Regions from separate parts of the Homo sapiens genome. Here all the other regions are linked to region 1. Evidence: chromatin contacts called from ENCODE Hi-C or POLR2A ChIA-PET data. All regions are on one chromosome and are shown on one strand. Each heading gives the region's core, a stretch centred on a gene start or an enhancer-like site at or near the end of the contact. The rest is flanking DNA. Distances are from core to core; before and after follow the strand shown. Region 1 holds the start of CAMLG (calcium modulating ligand). Region 2 has its middle 25 kb from the start of VDAC1. Region 3 has its middle 49 kb from the start of VDAC1. Region 4 holds the start of MACROH2A1 (macroH2A.1 histone).

Region 1 (5,467 bases), core at 811-3,310:
AAAAAAAAGAAAAAAGCTGGATTCTTCCTCTACACCCTCAAAATGTATCACCCAAAATGAATATTCTGCAGAGGAAATAACCCAAACTTTGTGGGTAGGAGATAAGATTAGTAGACAAACTGGGAAAGATATTCAGAGATGGAGCAAGCTGAAAAGACCAACTTTTTATGGATAATATATCCCAGATGTATGATTGCATTGCCTGCCTTAGCTTATTTGGTTAAAAATATAAAATCAGTAAAGCCTTTTAAAATCTATATTTTAAAATTAGATTTCTGAATCCAGTGCCCTATGAGCATAGGGTGTGGCATATCCCAAAGCTACTGTTTATGTAGTCAGGCAGCCATTAGTAGGCACTTCAGCAGTTTTAAGACACTACTCTGGGGTTTTGTTTTTGTTTTTGTTTTAAAAAAAAGGCCAGGCACAATGGCTCACACCTGTAATCCTGTAAGCCCAGCACTTTTGGAAGCCAAGGCTGGTGGATCACTTGAGCCCAGAAGTTCCAGACCAGCTTAGGAAACATAGTGAGACCCCCCCATCTCCACACACACAATTTTTTTTTAAATTAGCCAGGCATGGTGGTGTACACCTGTGGTCCTAGCTACTCCGGAGGCTGAGGTAGCAGGATTGCTTAAGCCCAGGAGTTTGAGGCTGCAGTAAGCTATGATCATGCCACTGCACTCCAGCCTGGCCTACAGAGGGAGACCCTGTCTCAAAAAATAAAACAACCTTTAAAGACATAAAATTTTCAAAGCAAAAGAACAAAATATAGAAAGTACCTCAGGTAAGATCATAAATAATGCTTTAAGAATAAATAGCCCGATAGAAAAATGTTTCTTCTATTGTTCTAGAAGAATTTGAAATGGTTTTCTTACCTCTCATTTGAACTGCCTAAAAGTTCAGAGCTATACACCTAAAGCCTTACAGAACAAAAGTCACAAAGATATAAGGAGCTTGCGACCAGTGACTAAAGGCCAATTACTAAAGGAAACACTGGAAACTTAGATAACACTAGGGCGCGCTAATTGCTCAATTATACTCACGTGAAATAAATTTTTTTTAAAGAAAATCATTGGACATGTGTTTGGGGGAGGAAGGAGGCGCTCTCCTTAGAAATGCAGCTCCAGACATCAATCACAACAATATCCCCTCATGAGGAGAGGAAACTCTCAGGTGTGCACTTCGCACTTGCTGGGTCTCTGAAGAATGCTCACTCTCACTTTTCCCACCTTTTCTAGCCGGCCCGTAGGTGACAGTGTTGACGGCACTGAACACAAACACTAGGATATGAGCACAAGAGTCCCTGATACACGTAGGATGAACTAGCGGGCAGTTCAGTAAAGACAGGCTGATGTGGGCGGACAGGAGTTACACAGCAAAAGGCAAAAGAAGGTAGACGCTAGAGAAGGCACTGTAAGGAAAAGCACTTGGAACCTTAAGAAGGAAAGCCATCTTCCTAAGGGGAGCAGTAGACATGACAGTCTGGGGATACAACGTGCGCCCTTCAAGAAAGGCGAGGAGTGGCTAAGGAAAAAAGGGGCTGTTCAACGTAACTGGGAAGAGGGAGTGAGAGCTCTGCAGGCAGGGTGGGGAAAATCTCACGGCGAGGCCCCGGGAAAATTGAGGGGAGCGACTAGGAACATCCTGGGGTTCAGGGATGAGAACTTGGGATATCACCGAAGGGGCGGGACAGAGAGGAAATCAAAGAGCAAGGCTTGGTCAAAAAGGTCAGAGGAGTGGAGGTGGGAGAGGGAAGAATGACCCTGAAGATTCAAGGTGATGGGCGGGAGACTGAGGGGAAATCGAGGCTCTTACCCGCGCCGCTCCCGGGCCTGTGAAAGCCCATGATCCGGTTGATGCGCTGTTCCGAGTTCATGAGCAGCTTTCTCCGACGCAGCTCCGCCCGACGCTGGGAAGCCGACAGACCTGAGCCCGCTGGGACCCCCGGCCTCTCCCCGCCGTCGGTAGCGACGGCCATCGACTCCATCCTCCCGTCCACAGTCTGGGAGGGGTGGCAGTGGCGGTGATGTTGGCCGCCGCTGCGAGGGCGATGACTAGAGGCCGGGCCGCAGGGCGCGCGTCCCCTTCCCACTATAGACCCGCCCCCGAGCGCGGTCCCGGAGCCTGTGAGCTAAGCACTCACGCACCGCCCCACGCGACCAAGCGCGAGGCTCTGGCCGCCATCTTGAGTGAGGGCAGCGCTGGACGCCCTCGTGCCTCCCCAACTCTTCTGGCCCTCACCCAACAGCCCCCTCTGCTGTTCACTCGGAGGTGAAGAAAACCAGCACCCAGGGCCGGGAGTGGTGGCTCACGCCTGTAATCCTAGCACTTTGGAAGGCCGAGGCGGGCGGATCACGAGGTCACGATTTCGAGAGTAGCCTGGCCAACATGGTGACCCCCTCCCCCCTCCCCCCACCCGTCTCTACTAAAAATACAAAAACTTAGCCGGGCGGGGTGGCGCGCGCCTGTAATCCCAGCTACTCGGGAGGCTGAGGCAGGAGAATCTCTTGGACCCAGGAGGCGGAGGTTGCAGTGAGCCGAGATCGCGCCACTGTTCTCCAGCCTGGGCTACAGAGCGAGACTCTGTCTCGAGAAAAAAAAAAAGAAAGAAAAGAAAACCGGGAGTGGGAAAGGGATGGCAGTAAGTAGGTCAGCCTAGATTTGGTGCCAGGAAGCAAAATGGAGGTTGCAGCGGCAGTCGCTTGTTTACAGACCCGCGGCCTCGCCTGTAGGCAATGGGAATACGTAACCCTGGGAGCCGCACTTAAAGGGAGCCTTACGCTGGGATTTGTTCTTGGTGCCTGTTCCTCATCCTTAACTTCTCTACGGCAAAGTATACGGCTGATGTGTTCCTAGGCTTTCCTCGCGTTTTGTGCGTTTTTATTCAAATTAGAATTTCCCATTGAAACCTTTCGTGCACATTCTATCTAAATTGCCAACACTCCCCATTCCCCTTCACCTTGTTTTTTCTCCTTGTCGTTCATGACCACCTCGCATGCTAAAGATGCTCCAGCCTGGGCGACAGAACGAGACTCCGTCTCAAAAAAAAAAAAGGAAAAGAAAAGAAAAAAACAAAAAGGCCGGGAGCGGTGGCTCACGTCTGTAATCCTAACTTTGGGAGGCCGAGGCAGGCGGATCACCTGAGGTCAGGAGTTCGAGACCAGCCTGGCCAATATGGCAAAACCCCGTCTCTACTAAAAATACAAAAATTAGCCTGACCTGGTGGCATGCACCTGTAATCCCAGCTACTTGGGAGGCTGAGGCAGGAGAATCGCTTGAACCTGGGAGGCAGAAATTGCAGTGAGCCGAGATCATGCCACTGCACTCCAGCCTGGGCGACAGAGGGAGACTCCGTCTCAAAAATACATATATAAAAGAAATAAATAAAATAAAATCAGAACAAATGACTGGGCGCGGTGGCTCATGCCTGTAATTCCAGCACTTTGTGAGGGCTGAGATGGGTGGATCACTTGAGGCCAGGAATTCGAGACCAGTCTGGCCAACGTGGCAAAACCCTGACTGTACTAAAAATACAAAAATTAGTCGGGCTTGGTGGCGTGTGCCTGTGGTCCCAGCTACTTGGGAGGCTAAGGTGGGAGGATCACCTGATCCTGGGGAGGTTGAAGCTGCAGTGAGCAATGATCGGGCCACTGCACTCCAGACTGGGTGACACAGTGAGACCCCATCTCAAAAAAGTTTTTTCAGAAAAAAATAATATATTTGCTATATTGTAATGGATCCAGTCTGGATTATAGTCATCATTAATAGCAATACAGTCATAAAATATAATTTTAAGTATGTTTTCAGGCAGGAAGGAGCCACAAAGGCAAAAGAGCTTAGGGCCCTTGAAAGTCATAATGCAGCCTTGGCATTCAGTAATGACTTACTAAGTGAATGATTAGATGAATGAAGGAATTGAATCCATCAACCCTTGCTAACAGGGAGCATGGCCAGTTCACACCTGAGGCTGAGGAGGGTTTTGAAGCAGCTTACTGGGTGGGCCCCCTGCAACTAAGCCTGCCACACAATCACCCTCAAAATAAGGAAGTGGGTGAAATACCACTTAGAAGATAATAAAATACTATATTTATATTAATACTGAAAAAGAAGTGAAAACAAAAGAAACTTCGGTTTGGATTCAACAACATAAGGAGCTCAAAGAATATACAGACTGAACTTTCACCCTTGATTGGATGAAAGTTAAATCCCAGGGACATCCACTAGTTAATAATTTTAAAGTATTAGAGGAAGTTCTTCTGCATATCTGCACAGACATAGATCTCTGAGCCCTAGACTTCCTTAAAACAATTTTACACACAACTGAAAATAATGGAAATAACTGTCAAATAGTAACAAATGTGCAGAATTTGATGAGGCACAGCCCTGATCAATCAAGACGGTTCCAGAAAGGGTTTGAGGAGCTAAATTAGAATTATAGTGTTATATTCAATGATATAAGCATCAAGCAAATTATTTCCAAGTAATATTTCATTCCTCCTTGAAACTGAGGAAGCCGTATAACTGAACTTGAACAGAATTATAAAAAATGTCTGGGCTGGCATGTGGGAGGTCCAGGCAGGAGGATCACTTGTGGCAAGGAGCTCAAGACTGACCTGGGCAACATAGTGAGACCCCCTTCTCTATTTAAAAACAAAGAAAAGAGATCGGGAGGCCAGGTGCGGTGGCTCACACCTTTAATCCCAGCACTTTGGGAGGCTGAGGTGGGTGGATCACTTGAGGTCAGGTGTTCGAAACCAACCTGGCCAACATGATGAAACCCATCTCCACTAAAAATACAAAAATTAGCCAGGCATGGTGGCACACACCTGTAATCCCAGCTACTCGGGAGGGTGAGGCAGGAGAATCACTCAAACCCAGGAGGCAGAGGTTGCAGTGAGCTGAGATTGCACCACTGCACTCTAGCCTGGGCGACAGAGTGAAACTCTGTCTCAGAAAAACAAAAAAAAAGAGTCCAGGCGCAGTGGCTCACACCTGTAATCCCAACGCTTTGGGAGGCCAAGGTGGGAGGACTGCTTAAGCTTAGGAGTTCAAGACCAGCCTGGGTAACATAGTGAGACCTCGTCTCTAGAAAAAAAAAAAAATCAAAAAATTTAAAAAAATTTAAAACGAGGCAGGAAGTTTGCTGCAATGAGCCATGATTGCATCACTCCACAACCACCTGGGTGATAGAGCTAGACCTTGTCTCAAAAGAAAAAGAGTAAAAGAATGAATTGATGAAACTGCTTAAAAGAAATTCAAGAACAATTTTCAGAAATTAGCAAATTACTTCCTCTAAATTCCATAATGAGTCAAATTTTTATTTTTATAAACACAGGGTCTTACTCTATGGCCTAGGCTGGAGTGCAGGGGCACAATCATAGCTCACTGCAGCCTACAGCCTTGAACTCCTGGGCTCAAGCAATCCTCCTGCTTCTGCCTCCTGAGTAGCTAAGGCTACAGGATTGAG
Region 2 (5,467 bases), core at 1,242-3,741, 710 kb after region 1:
TATTGCTGCTGTAACAAATTACCATACATTTATTGGCTTAAAACCACACACATTCATTGTCTTGCTGTTCTTGGGCCACAAGTCTGAAATGGTTTAACTTGACCAGAACCAAGGTTTGTCAGGGTTTGTCTGAGCCTCTAGGAGAGAATCTGTTTCCTTGCCTTTTCCAGTTTCTAGAGCTGTACTCCTTGCATTCCTTGGCTCTTAGTCTCTTCCTGTGTCTTCAAAGCCAGCAGAGTAGCTTTTTTTTTTTTTTTTTTTTGTGAGGCAGAGTCTCGCTCTGTGGCCCAGGCTGGAGTGCAGTGGCACAATCTTGGCTCACTGCAACCTCCACCTCCCGGGTTCAGGCAATTCTCGTGCCTCCCAAGTAGCTGGGACTACAGGTGCATGACACCACACCCAGCTAATTTTTTTGTTCTTTTTTTTTTTTTTTTTTGAGATGGGGTCTCGCTCTGTCACCGAGGCTGGAGTGCAGTGGTGTAATCTCGGCTCAATGCAACCTCCACCTCCCAGGTTCAAGCGATTCTCCTGCCTCAGCCTCCCAAGTAGCTGGGATTACAGGCACCTGCCACCATTCCCAGCTAATTTTTGTATTTTTAGTAGAGATGGGGTTTCGCCATGTTGGCCAGGCTGGTCTGAAACTCCTGACCTCAAGTGATCCGCCTGCCTCAGCCTCCCAAAGTGCTGGGATTATGGCATGAGCCACTGCGCCTGGCCTAATTTTTTGTATTTTAGTAGAGATGGGGTTTTGAGGCTGGTCTTGAACTCCTGAGCTCAGACAATCCACCTGCCTCGGCCTCCCAAAGTGCTAGGATTACAGGTGTGAGCCACTGTACCCGGCCCAGAGTAGCATCTTACTTTCCTGGTCACATTGCATTCTGTATAGAATCTCCTGTCTCCCTCTTATAAACAGACTTGTGATTGCATTTAGGGCCTCCTGGGATAATTTCCCTATTTCAAAATTCTTATTTTGTGTCAGCAAAGTCCCTTAAGCCATACAAGGCAGCATTCACAGATTCTGAGGATTAGGACCTGTATATCTTTGGGGGTCAGTATTTAGTCTACCACAGGTAACACATTTTTTTTTTAACTAAGTAAATTTAATCCCTGTAGACTTACTCTAAGTCTTCATTTTCCCATATATGAAAGGTAGGGATAAAACCAGGAGGTCTTCAATGTTCCTTACTGTCTAAAATCCTATGTTGGATTTAGTTCTTTCTTGATCAGCTGGAATGGACTGCAAATGGCTTCTTCCAAGGTTAATGATCCCCACACCAGGTGGTCATCCAGGACCACCTGAGGGCAAAAGTGTGAGGTCCCTGTAGTCTGTCTCATGAGTGGCAAGTGATGGTAATGGAAGTGGTAGCTGTAACATTACTGTTGTTGGGTCCCTTGGGATCCCTAGGGAAGGGGCCTTGTTCCAGCAAATCTAGGCATAATTCATGATTCTAGCACAAACAGAAAGCTGCAGAGAGGCTGGGAGCAGTGGCTCACGGCTGTAATCCCAGCACTTTGGGAGGCCAAGGTGGGCAGATCACTTGAGGTCAGGAGTTCAAGACCAGCCTGACCATCATGGTAAAACCCCTAAAAAACCCCTACTAAAAATACAAAATTAGCCAGATGTGGTGGCAGAGGCCTGTAATCCCAGATTCTCAGGAGGCTGAGGCAGGAGAATCACTTGAACCTGGGAGATGGAGGTTGCGGTGAGCTGAGATCGCTGTCACCACTGGACTCCAGCTTCCAGCTTGGGCGACAGAGTGAGACTCCATCTCAAAAAAAAAAGAAAGAAAGAAAGAAAGAATGCTGAGGGGAAAACTTTTCTACCCTTACTGAAACCTGCTGGTCTGAGCTTTCTTATTATTAGAGCTTTCAAACAGAACCTTGTGAGGAGGTGAGCTCTCTGCCACTGGAAGTTCTGAATGACTAGGAGATTTTGCAGAAGGCTCTATGCATTACTGGGGCCTCCCTGTCCAACATGATGGGCACTAGCCATATGTGCTATGTAATGCTTATTTCATATTAACATTTTTTTCTCTTTTTTTTTTTGAGATGGAGTTTCACTCTTGTTGCCCAGGCTGGAGTATAATGGCACGATCTTGCTCACCGCGGACCTCCACCTCCCAGGTTCAAGCGATTCTCCTGCCTCATCCTCCCAAGTAGCTGGGATTACAGTCAAGCACCACCACGCCCGGCTAATTTTGTGTTTTTAGTAGAGATAGGGTTTCTCCATGTTGGTCAGGCTGGTCTCAAAGTCCTGACCTCAGGTGATCCACCAGCCTCAGCCTCCCAAAGTGCTGGGATTACAGGTGTGAGCCACCGTGCCCGGCCTTTTTCCTTTTTCTATTGAAATAATTATAGATTTCCAGGAAGTTGCAAAAAGTAGTTGAGAGAGGTCTCACGTACCTGTCACCCAGTTTTCCCAAGGGGTTACATTTTACATTACTGTAGCGCAATATCAAAACCAGGAAGTTGATGTTAGTACAATGTGTGTGTATAGTTCTGTGCCATTTTCTCACATGTGTAGATTTATGTAACTACCACCTAATCGTGATACAGAACTATCCCAGCATCTCAAAGACCTCCCACAGGCTATCCTTTTATAGTCACTCCCACCGCCCTTTTCCCACCATCCCTAACCCTTGGTAACCACTAATCTGTTTTCTATCTCCCTACTTTTGTCATTTCAAGAATGTTACATAAATGGAATCCTACACATGTGCTATTTAAATGTCAAGTTTAATTTATTAAAATTAAATCAAATTAAAAAGTTAGTTCCTCAGTCATATCAGCCACATTTTGAATGCTCAATAGCCACGTTTGCCTAGTGACCATCAAATTGCACAGCACAGATGCACGGCTGTTCTATCATTGCAGAAAGTTCTATTGGAAAGTGCTGCTTTAGGGAATAAGACCAGATCTGTGGTTCACAAATGCTGATTCATAAGCCCAATTACCCAACAGTGTGACAAAATACAGATTCCTGAGTGTATTACTTATATATTGTGGCATAATAAATTACCCCAAAGTGCAGTGGCTTAAAACAATGATCAACCTTTATTACCCCACATATTTTCTGTAGGTCAGGAGTTCTTGGGTGACTCAGCTGTGCTGTTAGGCACAGAGTCTCTCATGAAGCTGCAATCAAGAGGTTGGTCAGGGGCAGCCATCTGAAGGCTTCGCTGGGGCAGAAGGAGCCTCCTCCAAGGTGGCTCACTCACATGGCTGGCCAGTTGGTGCTAGATGTTAGATGGGCACCCACTTCTGTTTGCCTAGGACTAAGAGGTTCCCTAGGATGTGGGACTTTCAGTGTGAAAACTGGAACTGTCCTAGACAAACCAGAACGATTGGTCACCCTACTGCTGCTAGGAGGGCTCAGTTCCACCCAACATGGGCCTCTTCCAGGGCTGCTTGAGTGTCCTTATGACATGGCCGCCATCTTTTCCTAGGATGAGGGATCCAGGAGAGTGCTGTGGTCCACATTCAAGGACAGGGGAATTAGCAACTGCCTTCTGAAGGGAGGATTGTCAAAGAATATGTGGACATATTTTAAACCTTCCATACTGTCCCATCTGATTGGGCAGATGATACAGGGCCTAGGAATCTGTACTTGGCTGAGGGATCAATGATCCCTGATGTACAGTCACATTTGCCTACCAGTGGTTTGGCTGGCCGCAAGGTCCCTTCCCACTGTGAAATGACGGTCATCCCACCTACCTCAGGAGGCATTCACGGGAGGGAAGGAGGAGGAAGAGCAATGCCAGGCCAGAGGAATTAGTGAGCTGAGCATTGTTAGATGACTGGATGTTCCCTCCCACAGAAGAAATGAACAACAGTTAGAGAACCATTTAGAAAATCCTCAGTGCAATGAAACATTGAACACTGTTATAAATGATGATCACCAAGCCTACATAGCAACATGGAAGAAAAAACTCACAATACAAAATACACACTCAGGGCAGGGTGCAGTGGCTCACACCTGTAATCCCAGCACTTTGGGAGGCCAAGGCAGGCGAATCACCTGAGGTCAGGAGTTCGAGACCAGCCTGGCCAACATGGTGAAACCCTGTCCCTACTAAAAAGACAAAAATTAGCCAGGCATGGTGGCGGGTCCCTGTACTCCCAGCTACTTGGGAGGTGGGGGCAGGAGAATTGCTTGAACCTGGAAGGTGGAGGTTGCAGTGAGCCGAGATGGCACCACTGCACTCCAGCCTGGGCAACAGAGTGAGACTCTGTCTCTAAATAAATAAATAAATAAATATATAAATGTATACACACACTCAAAGGATGGCTAAAATGCTATAGAAATACCTGGACATGGCCAGGCACAGTGGCTCATGCCTGTAATCTCAGCACTTTGGGAGGCCAAGGCAGGCAGATCACCTGAGGTCAGGAGTTTGAGAGCAGCCTGGTCAACATGGTGAAACCCTGTCTGTACTAAAAATACAAAAATTAGCAGGGTATGGTGGTGGGCGCCTGTAATCCCAGCTACTTGGGAGACTGAGGCAGGAGAATCGCTTGAACCTGAGAGGCGGAGGTTGCAGTGAGCCGAGATCACACCACTGCACTCCAGCCCGGGTGACAAGAGCGAGACTCCATCTCAAAAAAAAAAAAAAAAAAAAGTAGGCAAGATCTGGAAATGAATTTATTATACCAAAAATAACAGAGTTGCAGTCATGGTAGGTGGGCAGGGAGAAGATCACGGGTAATTGAAACAAATGAAAGTTAGTGTTGGTTGTGTTGTCTTTTCAATTAATGTGGGTGGCTCGTTCTTCAGACCTTAGCTCAGCAGTCACCTTTTCAGAGGCTTTTCCAATCTTCTTTGTTTAAGTTGGTCCCCTCTGTATTATTCTGTGTCTCAGTCCCTTTTTTGTCCCACCCTGGCACTTGTCACATTTGCAAATACTTTGTCTCTCCCTGCAGCCTGAGCTGCTGGAAGGAAGGCAGGGAGGGGCTGTCGCTCTCTTGTCCCCCATGTTCTCTCCAGGGCCCGGCACAGCGCCTGCACACCTTGCTGCTCGGGAACTGGTCATGAAGCAGTGGGTCTGAGGGAGACCTGCAGGTGAAGGAGGCAACGGGAGCCCCTCTCATGGCTGCTGATGGGGCGGGAGAGGGAGGAGGGCTGGGATCATCCTATCCAGGGGCCCCTGATCCAGGGACGTCTCAGCACTTTGCAGGCCATTGACTCTTGAGAATCTGATTGAATCAGTGTTTCTCAACCTCATCACTGTTGATATCCTGGGCTAGACATTTCTTTATAGGGCGGGGTTGGGGCCTGTCCTGTGTAAGATGCTTAGCATCACCCCTGGCCACCACCTGGCAGGTGCCAGTAGCAACACCTCTTCCCCAAAGCTGTGAAGTTAAAAACATCTCCAGATATTGTCAAATGCCCCTGGGAGTCCAGGGCCAGGTTGCCCTTGGAACTGGGTCAGAAAACCAGCCTAACGCTCTAGTGGGAATGAAATCTTTG
Region 3 (5,467 bases), core at 1,944-4,443, 680 kb after region 1:
TCCTGATGTCAGGTGATCCACCTGCGTCGGCCTCCTAAAGTGCTGGAATTATAGGTGTGAGCCACTGTGCCCAGCCAAAAGACACATATACTTTAGACTCAGCAGTAAACTTCTGAGAACACTTCATATAGAAAATCTTGGGCCGGGCGTGGTGGCTCACGCCTGTAATCCCAGAACTTTGGGAGGCTGGTGGAGAGGGGGGAGCGGATCACCTGAGTTCAGGAGTTCGAGACCAGCCTCAACATGGAGAAACCCATCTCTACTAAAAATACAAAATTAGCCGGGCGTGGTGGTGCATGCCTGTAATCTCAGCTACTCGGGAGGCTAAGGCAGGAGAATTGCTTGAACCTGGGAGGCGGAGGTTGCGGTGAGCCAAGATCGTGCCATTGCACTCCAGCCTGGGCAAAAAGAGCGAAACTCCGTCTCAAAAAAGAAAAAGAAAAACTTACACAATAATACAAAAACATTTTGCAATCCCAAGAATAACACAAAACACAAAAAGTTATGTTCAAGAATGTTCACTGGGGCTGGTGCAGTGGCTCATGCCTGTAATCCCAGCACTTCGGGAGGCCGAGGCTAGAGGATCACTTGAGCCCAGGAGGTGAAGGCTGCAGTGAGCCATGATCGCACCACTGTACTCCAACCTGGGCAACAGAGATAAACCCTGTCTCAAAAAAAAAAAAAAAAAAAAAAATTCAGTGCAGCTTTGTTGGCAATTGTAAAAAAGTAAAAAAGGCAACAGCCTTAATGTTCATCAATACAGTGATGTACACACTAGGCTACACATAGCTGCACATCTTTATGTACTGATTTATGCAAAAATCATATCTTGTAAGGTAAAAATAAATCACAGACCCCTAGATCTTTTTTTTTTTTTTTTTTTTTTTGAGACGGAGTTTCACTGTTGTCGCCTAGGCTGGAGTGCAATGGTGCTATATCGGCTCACTGCAACCTCTGCCTCCCCGGTTCAAGCAATTCACCTGCCTCAGCCTCCCGAGTAGCTGGGATTACAGGTGCATGCCACCACGTCCAGCTACTTTTTGTATCTTTTTAGTAGAGATGGGGTTTCACCATATTGGCCAGGCTGGTCTCAAACTCTTGACCTCAGGTGATTCACCTGCCTCAGCCTCCCAAAGTGCTGGGATTACAGGCGTGAGCCACCGCGCCTGGCCAATCTCTGGATTTAATATGATCTATTTAGGTAAGCAAGTTCTCTCTGTGTGTGAATGCATGTGTGCTTGCACGCCCATAGGAAAGGTCTGGAAGGATGTTAATGGTGCTTGTCTCTGGAAGGGGCTGATAACAATTGAGATAATGGGAGACTTTCACTTTTTAATCTATATAGTTTACAGGCATGTATTTACTTTTAAAGAAAAAAAGACAATTAAAAACAAAATAAGCAGCCGGGCGCGGTGGCTCACGCCTGTAATCCCAGCACTTTGGGAAGCCATGGCGGGCGGATCACCTGAGGTCAGGAGATCAAGACCACGGTGAAACCCTGTCTCTACTAAAAAAAAAAAAAAAAAAAAAAAAAAAAAAACATTAGCGGGGCGTGGTGGCGGGCGCCTATGGTCCCAGCTACTTGGGAGACTGAGGCAGGAGAATGACAAGAACCCGGGTGGCGGAGCTTGCAGTGAGCCGAGATCGCGCCACTGCACTCCAGCCTGGGTGACAGAGCGAGACTCCATCTCAAAACAAACAAACAAACAAACAAACAAAATAAGCACTTGTCCTCACATGTCACGAGGACCAGAATGCATGTACATGTATTTGTGCACGCCTGAGACACGGGGAAATCTCCTCCAAGGCTGAAAACTCTTCCCATGCCCCCCTTCCTCAGATCAAATCACCCCATAGCCACCACAGCGGGGTCCAACTGCCATTCCTAAGAAACAGACATCCCATATCCACCCTACACCCCACCCCTGTGGCTTCCTGGGGGCCACCTGCCCCATCTCCCAGAGCTGCCAGCCTGTCTCCTTTGTGGCTGCTTCCCACTCTGTCTATCCAGCATCCCCACCCCATGCAGCTGAGCTGTGGGCACCACCAGGGCAGCCATCCTGCCTTCTTTGCTTTCCGTTTATGTGCACAGAGAGGGGACTCAATCAATGTCTGGTGATCGACATATGACTGAACAATAAAGGAACGACCAGAGTTACACTGGGTGGGGACGGACCTCTGAGGTCACCTAGCCCACTTGCCTACCTGATGCCCAAATGCCCTCTGCTCGCCACCTCTAGCAATGGGGCAGTAACCACATTCCCAGGCAGCTCAGTCGCCGCTTCCTGTGGTAAGTGGTTCGTCAGGTTAATCAGGAGGAGGGCCAGTAACTGAGGCACTTCCCAGTTTGGCTGAAAGACTGTGGTCCAGTTGGGCGAGGTGGCTCACACCTGTAATCTCAGCACATTGGGAGGCCAAGGTGGGCGGATCACCTGAGGTCAGGAGTTCAAGACCAGCTTGGCCAACATGGTGAAATCCTGTCTGTACAAAAATACAAAAAAATTAGCTAGGCATGACGATGGGCGCCTGTAATTACAGCTACTCCGGAGGCTGAGGGGGAGAATTGCTTGAACCTGGGAGGCAGAGGTTGCAGTGACATAAGATGGCACCACTGCACTCCAGCCTGGGCAACAGAGCGAGACTCCATCAAAAGAAAAAAAAAAAAAAAAAGGAAGGAAGGAAGAAAGAAAGGAAAATAAAAGAGAAAAGAAAAGAAAGACAGACTATGGTCAGTTCTCAACAGGGAGAGTCTAGAAGCTTGCCAGGGTGAAATGAACTACCTCCATTTCTCCAGCCAGGAGAGCCCTGAGCCGCTGCACCTTGTTCCTGCCTGCTGGAGATTCATCCAGTTCCAGCAGGGCAGCCCCGCCCTAGCCACCATGCTGGCAGAGTAAATCAAGCATTAAAAACAAACTAATTAGTACTTCAGGGCAGTTTCATTCAAAAAATTACCACACTGAGAAGGTGTCTCATTTAGAACCGACTTAATTAAAAGACACCTTGTAAATTCCTGCAACAGATGAGGACAGTACTTTCCAGAAACGCCATAATTGAAATGTTTTACTGCTTATACCAAATGGTTATTAAATCCTTAATATCATAATTCCTTAAGAATGCCATTGTCAGTGACAAACAGCAGCTTGCACAACAAAGGAGCTGATTGTTCCCTCCTCTGGCCTGTAACCCACAGGAAGTCATAACGTAAGACTTCTCTGTTGCTGTACTTGGTTCTTTGCATTTTTAATGAGTAGGAGTAAATGCCAGCTCTGGGAGGAATCCACCATAAAGATAGAGAATGGAAAGAAGCCCTGTTTCTGACTTGTTGACTTGTGGTTTAGGGAAAAAGGCATCTTCCCTAGGTGAAGGCAGGCGCTGGTTGACTGCCGTATGGGTGGGCTGCCCTGACTGGGTAGCACAGAGATGCTAACTAAGTTGCCCAGCAAAGTGGAGGCTGGAGAGAAAGTCCCACCCATGCAATGTGGAATGGCCCGGAATGGGGCTGAGGGGGACAGGATGGGGTGTCCATAACCTGTTCTGTTTCCCCCCAGGCTTCCTCCCAGAGCAGCTGCCCTGGGGTGAGGTCCTCCGGGTCTGACTCCATGCAGGCTGCGCTCAGTGCTTCCTCCTGCAGGATCCTCCTTCCTGGCGCCTGCCCCTGGCACGGCTCACAGGAGCCCTAGACAATGATGGAGGGTTGGGCAATGGGTCCATTGACCCACAGCAAACTGACAAAATGCAGAGTATCCCCAGGCATGGTGGGTGCGGGTTGGAAGGGGGTTGTTTGTAGAATGGAGGGCTTTTCAGAAGGAACTGAAAGCCATCTTTTTGCTGACTTGCTGGGTGACCAGGCGAGTGGCATGGCCACTCCATGCTTCATTTTCCTCATTTAAAAAGAAAGTGGTGTTAGCAGGGCCTGGATTTGGAGTCAGTCTGATCTGAATTCAAACCCTGCTCAGTTATGCACTGTGGTATTTGGGGCTTCTGTTTCTTTTATTTCTTTCTTCTTTTTTTTTGAGACGGAGTTTCACTCTTGTTGCCCAGGCTGGAGTGCAATGGCGCTATCTCAGCTCACCGCAACCTCCACCTCCTGGGTTCAAGGGATTCTCCTGCCTCAGCCTCCCGGGTAGCTGGGATTACAGGCGTGCACCACCACGCCCAGCTGATTTTGTATTTTTAGTAGAGACAGGGTTTCACCATATTGGTCAGGCTGGTCTAGAACTCCTGACCTCAGGTGATGGCCCACCTCGGCCTCCCAAAGTGCTGGGATTACAGGCATGAGCCACCGCACCCGGCCAGGGCTTCTGCTTCTTAACTTTGCAAAGTTGGGGGAGCAACAGTAGCTCCCCACAGCATGGTGTCGGGGCTAAATGAGCATGTGTGTAGAGCACCTAGCACAGCGCCTGGCCCATGGCAGTGCTCAGGAAGTGGACTGAATAGGGGAGGGAGAAGCATCTTTCCTTTTAACCTTCTAGGTTCTCAGCAGGGACCCATAACAAAAGACAGCTTAACAAGAGAAAAGCATGCAAACTTATTTAATATAAGTTTTGGTTGAGCACGGTGACTCATGCCTGTGATCCCAGCACTTTGGGAGGATCACTTGAGCCCAGGAGTTCGAGACCAGCCTGGACAACATGGAGAGACCTTTGCCTCTACAAAAAAATACAAAAATTAGCCAGGCGTGGTAGCATGGGAGGATTGCTTGAACCTGCAAGGTCGAGGCTGCAGTGAGCCAAGATCAAGCTACTGCATTCCAGCCTGGGTGACAGAGTGAGACCTTGTCTCAAAAAAAAAAGTTTTACATAACACAAGAGGCTTCATAGAGAAATGAAGACCTGAAGACAGTTAAACCTGCGTTTTGTACCAGGTTTAATGAAGAGTGGAGAGTTGTGGGAAAAGGTGACAGGACAAAAGAGAATGAGGTCAATCAGAGTAGCAAACTGGGCAAAACCAGGAAAGCTTGACCCTTCAGATTTCTCTTTGTCTTCAGAGGTAAGAAGATGCATCTTCCTTTCCCGCTGGTGGAGGGAGGGCGCCTTTCAAATGAGGGGTTATGACCTGCTTCAGGGGAAGGTCAGAGAGTCCTTCTTGCTTGTACCCGCTGTTGCTCAGATTCCTTCAGCTTAAAATATTCGGCCTTATGCAGTGGCTCACCCCTGTAATCCCAGCACTTTGGGAGGCTGAGGTGGGCGGATCACCTGAGCTCAGGAGTTCAAGACCAGCCTGGCCAACATGGTGAAACCCCGTCTCTACAAAGATACAAAAATTAGCTGGGCATGATGACAGGTGCCTGTAATCCCAGATACTCGGGAGGCTGAGGTGGGAGAATCACTTGAACCTGGGAGGTGGAGGTTGCAGTGAGCCGAGATCGTGCTATTGCACTCCAGCTGAAGCAACAGAGCAAGACTCCATCTCAAAAAAACAAAAAAACAAAAACAAAAACAAAGCCAAAAAAAAAAAAAACAAACTG
Region 4 (5,467 bases), core at 1,828-4,327, 660 kb before region 1:
TTATGTTGTCAGTGATAAACTTGAGCTTTCAAGCAGAAATTACAATTTTGGGAAACTCGTATCTGCCACCAAGAGCTTGACAACTTCCCAATACTCAAAAACCTTCAGATGAGATCAGTGGTGCTATTAATAGATGTGATTTTCTAATATTGTACAATGAAATGTGTTTACATTTGTAAGATCCGTATAAATCAGTGAACTGATATTTCCCAAATGATCAATGTATGATTTTACCAAATTATGCATAGCTAAAGGACCCAGTCAAGATATAAAATAGGCCAATGGATTTTAATGTATTAACTGAGTTCAAAAGTTTATTGATTTTTTTTTTCAGGTTCTACATTGCACTTAACCTTTAAGAAACGACTCCTTGCATTTTGGTGTGGTATGAAAAAAGAACATCTGTAATTATCTGAAAAGGCGATTAAAATCCTCTATTCTTTCCCATATACATATCTACATAAGGCTGAATTTTCTTCACATACTTCAAACAAAACAACATATAGTGACCGACTGAATGCAGGAGGAGGCATGAAACCAGCTATCTTCTATTACACCAGACATTCAAGAGCCGTGCAAAACTGTAAAACAATGCCACTCTTCCCACTAATTATTTTTGTTTGGAAAGTATAATTATTTTTCTAAAATACATTATTTATGTAATATAATTTCTTTCCATGTTAACATTTTTAAAATAAATTAATAAATATTTACTTTTTCTCAGTTTTTATTTCTAATAAAGCAAATATTGATAGATGTAACCTATAAAACAAAAGCTCTTCAGGGTTCTCAGTAATTTTTAAGAGGGTCAAGGGAAACCCAAACAGTTCCAGTAATGTTATTGTAGAACAACTACCCAGTAAAATGCTCATAAAGAACCATTAAGTTTAAAGTGCAGGTGACAATCACTAAATAGAGTAGAAACTCTGTATGTTTAATGTTAAGTGGATATAGATAAAAAGGCTGGAATGGGAGCAGGCTGTTCTCTCCTAGCAATGAATGTAGAGTGAGTTTTATTTTTTGAGCATTTTTATTTTTCATGTTTTCAGAATGAGCATAGCTTTGTCATTGGAAAAAAATAAAAAACCTTTAACAGAAGAAGAAGCAATAGCAGCAGCAGCAGCTGGTACCCCTCTCTGAGCCAGATTAGGGGAGGAGACAGGTCACCGAAGTGGAAGAACAGGACACACAAAGCGCAGGAGGAGAGAGGGGAGAGAAGGTGGAGGCTTCTGGAGAAGGATGAGGTCAGAGCTGCTGCACTGAACAGCTCCAGAGGACAAAGGTCCTAGTGTGTTCTATGAGAATGGCACGCTGTAGAGGGGCATGGAGGTGGGGCCGCCCCAAGATCAGCTCTTGGAGGAGTGTAGACTTTAATTCCACCTGGTGGTCCCTACAGAACGGAGAGTCCTTGCCCAAAGGCACAGAGAAGGATGGAACAACAATGTGGTGTGTGGGGGAGGGTCTCTGCACCTTTCCTGACATCTTTTCTTCGGGAGATCCTCATAGAACCATAATGCTTTGTTTTGGGACCAGAAGCATCATAAGCATCATCATTTTTCCAGCTTCATCTCCTGTTACTTTCCCCTTCACCCATTCTACTCCAACCTCACACTCGCTCTGTCTTGACTATTTTGGACACACTCCTACCCCAGCCTTTGCACTTGCTATTCCTCATGCTCGGCGCAGTTCTTCCCCAGACATCCACACGGCTTGCTCCCTCAATTTCTTCAGGCTTTAAATGTTACTTTCTCATAGAGGCCTTCTCTTGTATTTGAGCCTCACTCTTATCTCACACTTCCTATTCCCCTTCTCCGCCTTATTTTTCTCCACCCCATGGAGACCCTCTGACACATTCTCCCGTTTGTCTGTCTTTCCCCCACGAGACTGCAAACTACAGGAGGGCAGAGATTTCTGCCTGTTCTCTTGGCTGTTTCATATCCAGCACCCAAATCGATGTATGACACAAAATACGTTCTCAGTACTTAATCGAATTAACGAATGCATGAATGGCAGGTATTGGACATTGTTTTGCAAACTCTTAAAGTAAGGTGTAAAGCATCCCGGTGAGGTGGAGGTTACTGCCGCTGCGATTCCCGCGCAGCCTGAGGACTGGGGGGTGGGGGTGGGGGTCTCTAATTACCTCCATAATCCCCAGTAGCGGCACTTTAAACTTCACATCAACCCTGAGGGATGTGTATTATTATCCAAATTTAGTTCACAGCTGGATGGAGAAGTGGCTTCCGGCTCCACACTTTGGAGGGAGGGGAGTAGAGGGCAGGCCCCCATTTAAGTACCCGGGATGGGGCACCAATGCCTTCAGGCGGTAAACCAATTTAGGAAGACGTGGCGGGCTTTGTGGCGGCTCCTCCTCTTTCGGCCTGTCCGCAGTTTTTAAAAAACGTGTGTGATGATAAGGAATCACTGTCTACATTAGTAATTCCCAACTTGGGTCCGAAAGTGAACTTTTGCTGAAGCGAAGTAGCTAACCGCTTCCATGTGCAAGGCAGGTTCCAGACTTCGGGGTGAGGAGGATTAACTGAAGGACCCCAGGGGAACCGGGTGCGCAGTAATTGATCTTGGGGCAGACCAGGGCTTGGCGGTGGCCTGTATCTAAAGACAGCGGGGTCTCTGAGGCGGGGCAGGGGGGAGTTGGCATTGACTGGGGAGGGAAGAGCGATCGCTGGTAACAGCCATTGTGCCTTCCCACTGGGTTAGTGGGAAGGTTCCTAAAGATGCCGTGGCAGCGACAGTCCCGTGCTCAGAGCCAGGCACACAGTAGGCGTTCACTCGAGACGCAGAGTCTGGGACGCGCCCTGAAGAAGCTCCTCTCCAGGGGCCTGGCCCTTCCCAAGGACTGGGCTCTGGGCGTCCCCGGGGTCATGGGTCAGACCTCGCGTCCGGGGTGCGGGCTGGTGCCTGGGCGCAGAGCGGCCGGCGTCAACGGGTAGGGCGCGGGCCCGGGGTCAAGGCCGGGGCGCCGGGCGGCACGGGCGCGGAGGCCGGACGCTCGGGGCCGCGAAGGGATGTGACGAGCGGCGCGCTGTGCATTGTGGGAAGCCGGCCGCGAGGACTGGTTCCAGTTCACTCGGCAGCGGCGCCGGGCGGAGGGGGAGAGCGCGGGCCGCGCGGGCGGGAAGCGAAGAGGCGGGCGGGCCAGCGAGGAGCGCGGAGAGAAAAGGCGCGAGCGGCCAGGAGGGCTCAGGCCGAGACACCTTGCAGCTGCCGCCGCCGCCACCGAGCCGCCGCGTAAGTGCCGCGCGGGCCCCCTTGCCGCACTCCCTGTCCCCGCCGCTCGGGTCCGGCCGCGGGTGCCCGGGAGCGGCCCGGCCTGGCGCGCACCGGTGTGGTGCGGGCCGGGCTCGGGCCGCCGGGTTCGGTGTGGCCCACGCCGGGTCCTCGCGCGTGCACTACGTCCTCCCAGGCCTTGTCGGGCCGCGCGGGATTCCCTTTGGTTTTGTTCAAAAAAGAAACCTGGAAACCAACTTCTCTTCGAAACGCATCCCCCTGCCCGCGCCTGGGCGCTTTTGTGGGAAAAAAGCGGTGCTGGCGCCTACCCTGGCGACCCTTCCTGGGGCGGGCTCACGGGCCAGGCCCGAGGCCGCAGGAGGCCCCGCGGCGCTGGCTAGGCAGTCTGGGCCTGGGCACCCGGGAGCTGCTGTGAGCAGAGTTGTACTTGGTGAGGCCCCCGCCGGCCCGCGAGTTGCCGGCCCCGGCACAATAAGTCGGGCCCGAGCCCCGGGGGGCCGAGGTGTAGGCGTCTGGCTCGCTATCTGCAGGGAGGGGAAGGCGGGGGCTACTCGCGGGATTGAAGCCGGGCTGGTGCGGGGGACCGGGTTGGGGAGTGGTCCAAGGATGGGCTGGAGAGGGGCCACGGGAACCCCCGCTGCTCCCGATTGTCTCGGTATCAGCCTTTTGTTTGCTTTGTGGTAGGAAGGGTTTGCTTTTTTTAAAAGGTAACTCCGGAAGGCTGTAGGCTTCCCCGGGTGGAGAAGGCCAGCAGGAAAGAGCCTCGCTGGGGGTGGGGTGGAGTGGGGAGGTGAGTGTGCAGGATGCTGCTGGCAGTGTCACCTGACAACAGGTGTGCGACATGGCGCTCCCTACCCCCACTCCTGCAGGGGCCACAGATCACTCAAGGAGTTGGTCAGTACATTGCTTGAAAGGTTCTTTTAGACAAGATGTTAGGGGAAATGTTTCTGAGTTTCAAAGTGAGAGACTTCTGTACAAACAACTGGGACAAACCTTGAATTCAACAATTACAATGACTATAAAGGCCTTGTAAGATTTTAATGACCCAGTAAACAGCACATAAGAATAGACAATTAGAGGGGGCACTCCTGCTAGCTTCCCTCTTTTCTTCCACCTTTGTGGTTTGAGGTTTTACCGTTAAAGTAGGGGGTAAGGGAAGTGTTTTGTTCCAAAGCTCCCTGCTCCAGGGAGTCGGGCATTTTTTAACAGTCTTAGGTTTGAATGGGAGACTCGAGTTGTAAATTAGGTGGAATTCACCTACTGCAGGCCACCTTTAGGCTACTAGCCTGTTGTCAGAGGTGTTAACTCTGAAATGGACACCTCTTGCCTGCAACTGGAATTAATACCCATTGTACACATTTAACTAGAGTTGGGCAGCAGCATCTCAGTCTTGCACAAGAGACTCTCTGATGAGGATGAGTATGTTTTCAAACTTATTTTTTCTTAAACACAACAAAACTCTTGAAAGACTTCAAATTCTTCCCCCTTCTAGTTTTACAAGGAGAGAGAAATCTTTCCAGTCTGTTCTTTGGCTTCGATCTGTCACCATTGTTAATGCTGATCCCTAGATAAGGCATTAAGAGGGTTGTCTAAATGAAAATTGTTTGAGGCAGGCCTTTAGAAGGAGGCATAATTTAACTCACATTTTATTAAACTTTAAGAATTGTCTGGAACTTCACATGTGACATTCTAGTATACAACCATGCCACTGGTTTAGTTTTTACCAAATGGGCCAGTGTCAGGGAGTGACACATCTCCATCTGATGTTTCTTCTGGTCCCTGAGAGAGGCGAACTTGAGGAGCGCCTCGCATTCCTTCCCCACTGAGAAGCTCAGAGGGCATGTGTTCTGGGACCTGCCTTCAGAGCTAATGCGGCCCCAAGTCACCTAAAGGAGATTTATTTAAATAAAAGCATAAACTGAAAACCTCAAGCCGAAGAACCCAACAAGACTCTATATGTGTTGTTCATCAGAACTGCAACAGCCTCTGGTTTTATTTGAGTGTCCCCAAGGATTTGTGACAGCCTTTTCAGAGCCCCATTCCTAGAACATGGGCTGGGAAGGGGCAGGAGTGATTGGGGCCCAGATCTCTGTGGGTCCTTCCCATATTCTGTAGGTTTAGAGGTCTTTTGGGCCCTGCCTCAGTGCTTACAAGTGAGCCTGAGTGAGTCAACTCTTCATTCCAAAGAGTTGTATAGCTTGTTTGCTTGGACCAAACCTGT

The links. A loop is a pair of places that touch in the nucleus more often than their neighbours do. ChIA-PET counts read pairs that join two places held with the same protein, here RNA polymerase II (POLR2A). Pooled maps may share reads with other maps.
Region 2: a loop to region 1 is called in a pooled map, with 1.9 times the contacts of the local background. The contact joins the enhancer-like site here to the promoter of CAMLG in region 1. A Hi-C loop is called at or near these places in 6 of 50 pooled maps. POLR2A ChIA-PET finds 5 or more read pairs at or near these places in 3 of 52 experiments (CD4-positive, alpha-beta T cell, OCI-LY7 and activated CD4-positive, alpha-beta T cell).
Region 3: POLR2A ChIA-PET joins it to region 1 with 14 read pairs in activated naive CD4-positive, alpha-beta T cell. The contact joins the enhancer-like site here to the promoter of CAMLG in region 1. A Hi-C loop is called at or near these places in 2 of 50 pooled maps. POLR2A ChIA-PET finds 5 or more read pairs at or near these places in 3 of 52 experiments (activated T-cell, activated naive CD4-positive, alpha-beta T cell and common myeloid progenitor, CD34-positive).
Region 4: a map of naive thymus-derived CD4-positive, alpha-beta T cell shows a loop between it and region 1 (19-fold over the local background). The contact joins the promoter of MACROH2A1 here to the promoter of CAMLG in region 1. A Hi-C loop is called at or near these places in 1 of 168 maps with a recorded cell type or tissue (naive thymus-derived CD4-positive, alpha-beta T cell), 1 of 37 single-sample maps with no recorded cell type and 11 of 50 pooled maps. POLR2A ChIA-PET finds 5 or more read pairs at or near these places in 1 of 52 experiments (activated naive CD4-positive, alpha-beta T cell).

What each region holds. Positions count from the first base shown.
Region 1 is chr5:134,735,141-134,740,607 of GRCh38, reverse strand. It overlaps CAMLG (calcium modulating ligand), which reads right to left and starts at 2,060. Exons shown (of 4, transcript NM_001745.4): 1 at 1,816-2,060. The coding sequence starts at 1,987. RefSeq lists an enhancer at 2,423-2,472.
Region 2 is chr5:134,026,920-134,032,386 of GRCh38, reverse strand. It overlaps a transcript of VDAC1 not described here. Among named protein-coding and RNA genes, the nearest start is that of VDAC1, 25 kb to the right of the region's middle. RefSeq lists an enhancer at 1,627-1,726. Within about 2 kb of position 2,491, at least 2 of the 41 ENCODE cell types and tissues checked have a DNase peak (open chromatin) inside an H3K27ac peak, as active enhancers do.
Region 3 is chr5:134,051,662-134,057,128 of GRCh38, reverse strand. It overlaps a transcript of VDAC1 not described here. Among named protein-coding and RNA genes, the nearest start is that of VDAC1, 49 kb to the right of the region's middle. RefSeq lists an enhancer at 4,740-5,315. Within about 2 kb of position 3,193, at least 9 of the 41 ENCODE cell types and tissues checked have a DNase peak (open chromatin) inside an H3K27ac peak, as active enhancers do.
Region 4 is chr5:135,396,841-135,402,307 of GRCh38, reverse strand. It overlaps MACROH2A1 (macroH2A.1 histone), which reads left to right and starts at 3,077. Exons shown (of 9, transcript NM_138610.3): 1 at 3,077-3,246. RefSeq lists enhancers at 1,820-2,325, 2,326-2,831 and silencers at 2,732-3,191, 3,202-3,371, 3,682-3,741.